Linked DNA regions of Homo sapiens: region 2 is linked to region 1. A link is an interaction called in ENCODE POLR2A ChIA-PET data of the cell type or tissue named here. Cell type or tissue: MCF 10A. All regions are shown on one strand.

Region 1 (4,000 bases):
GATCATGGTGACTATGGCCATAACAGCCAGTGCCCTCCTCATGCTAGGGCCCATTCCTGGGGAGGTTGGAACCCAGACTTTCTCCCCAAGTGTCTTTTCACCAAAGGTGACCACTGTCTTCATGCACTCAAAGATTGGCCAAAGCTTTATGCTTTCAGATTTTGACTTGTGGCAAGAACAGTTCTAACATGGCCCCCAAGATTCCCACCTTTGGGCACACATGGCCCGTATGTTCTCCCCTTGAGGGCGGGAGGTCCTGTTCTCCAGGGGAGGGATCACAGGCCATCGATCATATTTGGAGTGGGAAGAAGAGTTAAGTTGTGGCACATGAAGAGTTGGAAGTGCCTTTGGGACACTGGGGTGAAGACGGCAAGTGCTGAGTCCACCACGCTGACTGCAGTGATTGCTGCAGAGGCAGCCACCCTCCCTGATGCCTATAGGCCTGGACTTAACCATTCTGATCCTCTGCTTCCCCTGCCTGTGTTGGGCTAACTCAAAGGAAGCATCTAGAAGCTGCCTGGCACTTGCTCAGTGCTGGAGCATGGTAGCTGTTGTGAGATGCCCGTCTGGACCGCAAGAGAGAGTTTCAGGCCAAAACTTCGATTTGTGAGTTATCAGCAAAAACAGTAAGTGAAGTCTTTGGGACAAATAGGGTCATGGGGGTGAAAGTGTCCTCATTCTTAGAATTCCTTCCTCACATGTCTCAGTAATGCTGAAAAAATCAAAACGTTGTTTGCTTTACAGTCCGAAGTATAAAAATTAAATGCGATCATTTCTGTCTTGTTGGTCCTTCTCCCAGGATTTTAAATCTGGACTTGCTTCAGATTTCTACACTCATTGAGGAGCATCACAGGCAGCACTTGGGCTTTGAGTTTATGTACTACTATTCCCCAGCTTCTGTTCTTTGCATCCTGACTCAGAAGCCTCAGAGAAGCCCATTGGGGTTTTTGTGGTGTTCCTGGGCCACTTCCAGTGGGGGAGTTAAGGGTGCCTCTCACAATCCAGCTGCACCTCACCGGGGAAGGCCAGGGTGAAAAGAGCTGTGTCCACAAGCTACAAAAAAGCCTTAATAGTTGCAGTAGGAATAAAATGCCATCTTTGAGTCTGATGTATATGCGTGTGGGCACACACTTGCAATACATATACACATATACATACGTGCACATGCACATACAATACACATACATACATATGTATACATGCATTCATGTGCCCACGTAATTTCCCTGACATAGTAGCTGTCTCTGCATATCAGCTCTCCTATTTTGAAATTCTCATTGGTCATAACTCAGCCATCTCCAGTATTCTGCAGGGCATCTGCCAGGCACCCAGTTGCATGCCCGCAATAAGCCACAGCCAGGGAATGTGCCCCTTTGTCCAAACTGCTTTAGACTCAAAACCTGGAGAGGGTGATAATTTGGGATTCACAAAGTTTTGAGATCCGTGTTGGGTGTGGGCTAACAAGCTGCACTAACTCCTAGGTGTGCAAAGAGGGTTTTCTTCTATTATAAGCAAATGCAAAATATCTCAGCTAAAGTAAAATCCTAGTGGGTGTCAACATTTGCTACAGCAGTATGGCTAGGTATGAAATGTATAGAGAAATGGACAAAAATGGCACAGGCATAGTCGGAGTGCATTCTCGCCAATCAAGAGATACACCCAAATGTGTTGAACCAGAGTCAACATTACCCAGCATTTGAATCAGTGAAAATCCCAATAATGACAATAGCAGTCCCGTATTTGTCAAGCTTTTAGGCGCCCAGCACTTTATACATGCATTAGCTCAATTCACATCTCCTGGTGCATTTTTTGCTTGGGTACATGGTACTGTCTGGACTTCAGAAAATTGAAAGAAAACCTTTGCAAATTAAAGCAACAAAAGAATTTTCACCATATAAGATAAATTACTGGAATCAAAAGTCCCTGCAACGTCACCAGGATTATTCAGACACATTTAAACTCACAGCAAACAGGGTATTCATCCTCATATGTTTACTGTGATGATACACTGTGGAAAACTGGTGGCCCTTAGACTTTCTTATTTGATTAATACCTCAGCGTTTTTTCTGCCAGATCCTGCTCTCTTCGCACATTGCCCGTGTCTATAAGAAAACACTGTCTGGTTTGGGACAGAGTCCAACTGTCTGCAGGCACAAAGAGGACCTGATACGACCCCTTCCTCCAGAAGAGGGTTTCCCAAGCCCCTGCACATTCTCTGTGTTAATCTAGGCTATTTCGAAACCTGGGGTTGTCATTGACACTTTTGGCATGGACTTTCCTTGTGAATCAGAAATGAAATATGCTGTTTTCCTGCCATATAACAAGAGCCTGCACTCCTTGCGTAAGAATGCAAAAAGCCATTTTAAAACGTGTGTGAATAGAGTTCTAAGTGCGGTGGGCTGAACTGGTAAAAAATAATATTCAGCTCAGCACTTTGGCAGAGATGACAATTATGAGGCAGACTCATTTGTTTACCTTCCCAGCTAGAGAAGACACGTGGAGGCAGCAGCCAAGAGGAGGGTCTAAGTTGGGAATAGGGAACAGGGCTTGGCTCTGGTTCTATTGATTTTGGCAAAACTTCCACATGAAAAATTATGCCTCAGATAAAAATAAATTATAATCTACAAGTATTTGAATGAGAAGGGTTCCCTGTGAAAACTTCATAAATGAATGCTAATTCAGTTACCCATTTGTAGCCATGAAACATAAGCAGTCACGTTATTCTGAGGAGCTTGTTTTGGAAAAGATTGTACAACCCATGAAGCAATTCTTCACGAAGTGCATAAAAATGTCAGCTTATGTATAATTTATACGGCTGATGTTAGTTATGGTCTGTTTAATAGTATTTAATGCTGTCATATGACATCATTCTTTCATTTACCAATTGGAAAAAAAAATAAAAAGACCAATCAAAAACATTTTATAGAGTAAGAAATATGCTTATTGAATTTGATTAAAATTGTAGGAGGTGATAAACAGATTCACTGGGGGAGGTATCTTTAAAAGATTTTTAAAAAGAGTTATGGCGGTGGAGCATGTACAGTCTTTACTCTATGGTTATTTTAATCATAATTTACTTACTGCGTGTGTGTTATCTAACGTCCTGCTAATGTGCCTTAAGCAATTCATTTTGCCGACAGCACAGTAAATTGCTATATAGCCTTGGCCCTTTATTAGTAGCGATGATTAAATCCAGTTTTAGTTGTACTTACTACATTTTCTCCACTGCCTACCGGGCATCCCTGTAGCGGGGAGAGGAGTTGCTGCCTCCATCCTGAATCTCTCCATCCTTTAACCAAAAATTCATTCTGCATATTTTCAGCAAGCTATACTTCACCTCTGTTTACACTAACTCTATTTTCCTACCACGTAGGATATTTTTGGTGCTGTGTGAGAAAGTAGGACAAAATATTTGAAAATGTTGTATTAAATAAAATATAGCCCTTGCTTTTTCTCTATGCAGTAGAAGCACTGGATAAAAGAAAACCTACCCTTTCTGCTGTGGTGTGTGTGTGTGTGTGTGTGTGTGTTTGTGTGTGTTTGTGCGCACGTGCCTGAATCCTAGAAGAAACCAAGCATTGACTTCATATATTATGGGACCAAAGCATTTGCCTATGTTAACTCTGTGGGTGAATTCTTATAAGTACCTGTATTATTTTAGCCCAGGAAGCAAGCCGGAGTGCATTTGTGTGAAATGGATTATAGAAGATGAAGTTACAAACTCCTATACGTCATGAACACTGGCCCACAGTTTTGAGTTTTACTGGTGGGGGTGGGTATAACACAGATTTAGTTTCCAGGCCCTCACTAAACCTGTGCAATGTGTCTAAGACCCTCATTCTACTTGCAAGTGGATTTCCTTGCCTCCACATTTGGGTTTGATCCAGGGTTCTGTACTTAATCTGCGGAAGACATTTGGCAAGTTTGACCTGGAGTCACAGAATGAGTCCTATTGAAAGCTGGCCACTCAGACCCAAATCCAATCCTGATGCTTCCTGGA
Region 2 (4,000 bases), 67 kb before region 1:
TTGTGGTGAAACCTTTGTAGAACATCTGCAAATGGATTGCATCTGTGAAATACACCAGCATATGATTTTGGAATCAATAGCTCAGACTTTTTTTCTTTTCAATTGAATTTTATGGGGATGGGGGCATAGAGAAACCCATCCAAATAAAAATTATTTTGGAATTACAGATACATTAGCAGTATTTAAATACCAATGGGGAATAGTGTATGCACATAAACATTTAAAATAATGCCAGTAAAAATTATAGTGACTCATTGTATAGACCACCCTGCGTTGCTGGTTTTGAGCACAGAGCTATTTCTGGATCAACATTGTGCTTTAATATATCAACCTCAACATACTGTTGTCATTAAAGTTCCTAATAAATGCAATTTAATTTTTAATGTGGCAAATTGTGTATTGTACAGATGCTGTGTTCTTGTTTGGAGGAAATCTTAGGGTCATTTCTTATACAAAGCACTTTCCACTCACAGCAGAGCCAGACTTACGGCTTCAGCTGTATTTCTTGTGTCTGTGTCCTCATTCCCTGAGTGTGAAAACTTTATTGCTCATTATCTACTGGGCTGTGATGAAGTGATAGATGATTTATTGGGAGCCAAAAACTGTGTTTCAATGGTGAACATTTTTATCCTGTTGTGATGCGGTTCTGCCAGCCTCCTCTAACTGCCGAGGCAACAAATAAAGAAGGCTTCATGCTGGAGGGGCTGGCGCTCCTCATAAAGGTCCACATTTCACATCACACTCTGTTCCTAATTTGATTCAATTCCCTTTTGTTGCTTAAAAATTCAATTTGTTTAATTGAGCTGTTTGACAGTAAAATCTGAATTCCATGCATTTTAACCATTCATATTAAATTTCCCTCTGTATAGTACTTTTATTAATGTGCTTTATAGGCGGAGGCATAATTTAAATTTGGTGACCTCACAAGCTTATAAAAGGATTTGACTTCTTGTTTTTTCTCAAATCTAAATTAAAATGAATGAATGCAAACCAATGGTACAGTTGTGGTTTCTTTACTCAGTTTAACGAGTCAAGGAAAGGGACCTGGGGTATGAGAGTATGAGGTGTGAAGGTGTGTACGTGCATGCTTTTTTAGTGTATTTTCATATTTTAATAGATGACATAATATGGGGGTAGCAGTGAAAGTCTAAATGACCTGCCTTTAACAGTTAAAACAGCAAGTCTCTATCTTCCATTAAAATTGTAGGTGAGGTATTGTATCACGGAATATACAATGTCTGCTTTTTACAGGGTTACACATTTATTGACATTTAAATAGCTGAACATCTTTTCCTTTAGGATTAATAAGATACACAGAAACTAACGTAAGATTTTTGAGGTTTACTAAACTTCAATCAGTAAAATTTAATAGCAATATCCGAGTCATTATGTGTGTGTAGAATGCCGTGTGACTTTACAAACACTTTTAAGCAATGAATTATGTTACAAGAATGGGTTTCTGTGTATCATTATGTCCAGGTAAATGCCAGAATGATGACATAATTGGTCGTTGGGAGTAAAATACAACCCCTGTAAAATGTTACTAAGGTAAATGTGGAAGGATTGTAATTCATTATACATAAACATGACTTCTAGGTATTTACCATCTTATGAAATATAGACTAACTTGATCTTACCCGTCATTGTTTCTCTCTTGCCTTTGTTAGTTCGTTCAGCAATGGAACCATGTCTCGGCTTCAAAATAGCTAATTCCTTTTTATTCAACCGTTTTCCAGGGCACCCCGGTGAATTTCACGTCTCTTTTCATACACTGGAGACCAAGTATTCTGTAAATGCTAAATCCTAAAAACTGGCCTTAATAAGAATGGTAGTCCACCAATTTCAGACAATGATAAATTTATGACTTTGGATTAAAGGTCAGATGTCTATTTCAGACATTAAAACAGCCCAATTTCATAATACCCAGCACCTTAAGGAAAGACATTTTTGCACACTGGTGCCTGTGAGTTCCTGCTAAAGACATATAGTAATAGTTAGGAAGTCAAGAAGCTCATTCCCTACCTGTGCAGTGCGTTTTCCTTTCGCCCTAGGCAACTGTTTAACTTTTAACCCTCTTGTTCACACAGCGTACATGCATAAAAGTACAATGTACCACATAAGGAAGCGGGTCTTGCAACATTTGTTCTATGCTGTTTGCTGTAAGACACATTACTCATGTTTTCAGACATTTTCGGCTGTCCCAAAGTAAGAAGTCATTTTCTGCAAATGGCTACTTCGGCTTTAAATTTGTTCGGTTTCAGGTCATCTTGGCCCCTCCAACATCAACAGGGATCTAACTAAGAGAAAGAGGCTGGCATAAAAATGCCTTGGAAAGGTTTTAGTTTGGCCATTCTTTGGCCAACTAAACTTTGGTGTTTGATTTTTTAGTATTTAATCAGGCCTCTACTCTTTGACCCAGCCACTCCCCAGTCATGTCCGGGCCGAACTGCTTTATAACCACGAGGTGTCTGTTTCCCTCCTAAGACTCTTGAGCTTCCTCCTCTGATGAATGATCTTGACCATCACTTTGTGTTTTCTCTTCTGCTCTTGGGCCCAGCACTGTGCCAGAGCAGTGGTGGCGGGGATGACGTCCCATGAGGCACCTGCACAGCACGGGGCAAAACCATGGACCCCCGCGGTTAATTAACAGCAACGGAGAATTGAGAATAGATCATGAAATTGTCTGGAATTAGGGCTCTTTCTACTCATGGAGTCCATTATTCCAAGCTTGGGGTAACCGCTTCATGGACATTCAAAGCTATGGGGGAAAGTGAGGAAGATGAGAAACTCCACAGAATCCAAACCCACTCCTGGCTCCTCCAGGTGAATGGGTGAGAGGCTTCAGGAGGAAGTTCCTCCCGGAGGCCTTCTGTTCCTGCTGCAGGACCCGCAGCAGCAATAGGAAAATAGTAATGTGTCTAACCTTGTTTACCCCTGCACACCCTGCGTGCATTCAAGGTGTTCGTTTCCCCTTCTTAAATTTTTTCCAAAGGCCATCCCAATTCGTGTTGTGGAAAAGGATGAGATTAAACGGGTGAGGTTTCCTCCATGAATATTCCTGAGTTGATAAAGGTGCATTTTTCCCATTCTATCCAGAATCTAGCCAGTGGGAAACTGAGAAACTCATAAAAAAAATACCTTATGTATTCTAGAAAGGGACTGTGCTCTTTAATTGAAAGAAAAACAACAAACAGGTCTTTGGGATATGGGTGAAATATGCTATTTAAAGGGAAAGTGAAATTACCTTGACTGTAGCCTTTTTTTTTTTTTTTTTGGATAAAATTCAAGATAGACTAGCTCCTTCCTAAGTCTGCTTTGATCTAAATAATAAGCTTTTGAGGTGCTAATGCATAGGCAATGGGGATTAAAGAAATAAAGATGAAGATTATACAGATGGGTAAAGGAAATTTAAAAGGCATTTCCTAAACCTTGTAGCTCTCCCCGCTAAAACCTTCATGGTAGCAAAAATCAAAGGAGAATGTTAAAGAGTCAACAGTCAGGAGCCTCTTTTTTGTCTGGGAAGTAGATGATTAACTGTAGAAAAGACAGTCACGCTGGGTTTTTTTTACCTCTTGCCCACCTCCTGCTGAATGAACAGGAGAAGTCGCAGATTGGAGCCTTCCACACACTGGACAACTGAAAGTTGACTCTAGATTTTTAATATCCTCAATGTGATCATAAACCTATGGAGACTGCACAGAATTTGTGTTTGTTTCTGCAACTTTCTGAATCACCGTCTTTTTCTATAGTTTGTTTTTCATCATTCCCTTCCCCCTACCCCCAGAAATAAGTTTAAGGTCACAGTTGTGTTTTTATTTATTTATTTTTTTATTATTGAGACAGAATCTCACTCTGTCACCCAGGCTGGATTGCAGTGGTGCGATCCCAGCTCACTGCAACCTCTGCCTCCTAGGTTCAAGCGATTCTCATGCCTCAGTCTCCTGAGTAGCTGGGATTACAGGCATGCACCACCACGCCAGGCTAATTTTTGTATTTTTTG

Evidence for each region. ChIA-PET counts read pairs that join two places held together with the same protein. Peaks named below come from ENCODE experiments on the same cell type or tissue, not always from the same donor. Only the 100,000 strongest peaks of a DNase experiment are listed, where the experiment ranks them.
Region 2: POLR2A ChIA-PET joins it to region 1 with 5 read pairs; 2 of 35 experiments call an interaction of 5 or more read pairs at or near these places.

What each region holds. Positions count from the first base shown.
Region 1 is chr10:129,094,951-129,098,950 of GRCh38, reverse strand. No RefSeq gene overlaps it. Among named protein-coding and RNA genes, the nearest start is that of LINC02667, 180 kb to the right of the region's middle. In MCF 10A, no CTCF peak of the experiment used is centred here; a DNase peak (open chromatin) is centred at 2,430.
Region 2 is chr10:129,161,814-129,165,813 of GRCh38, reverse strand. No RefSeq gene overlaps it. Among named protein-coding and RNA genes, the nearest start is that of LINC02667, 250 kb to the right of the region's middle. In MCF 10A, no CTCF peak of the experiment used is centred here; a DNase peak (open chromatin) is centred at 2,103.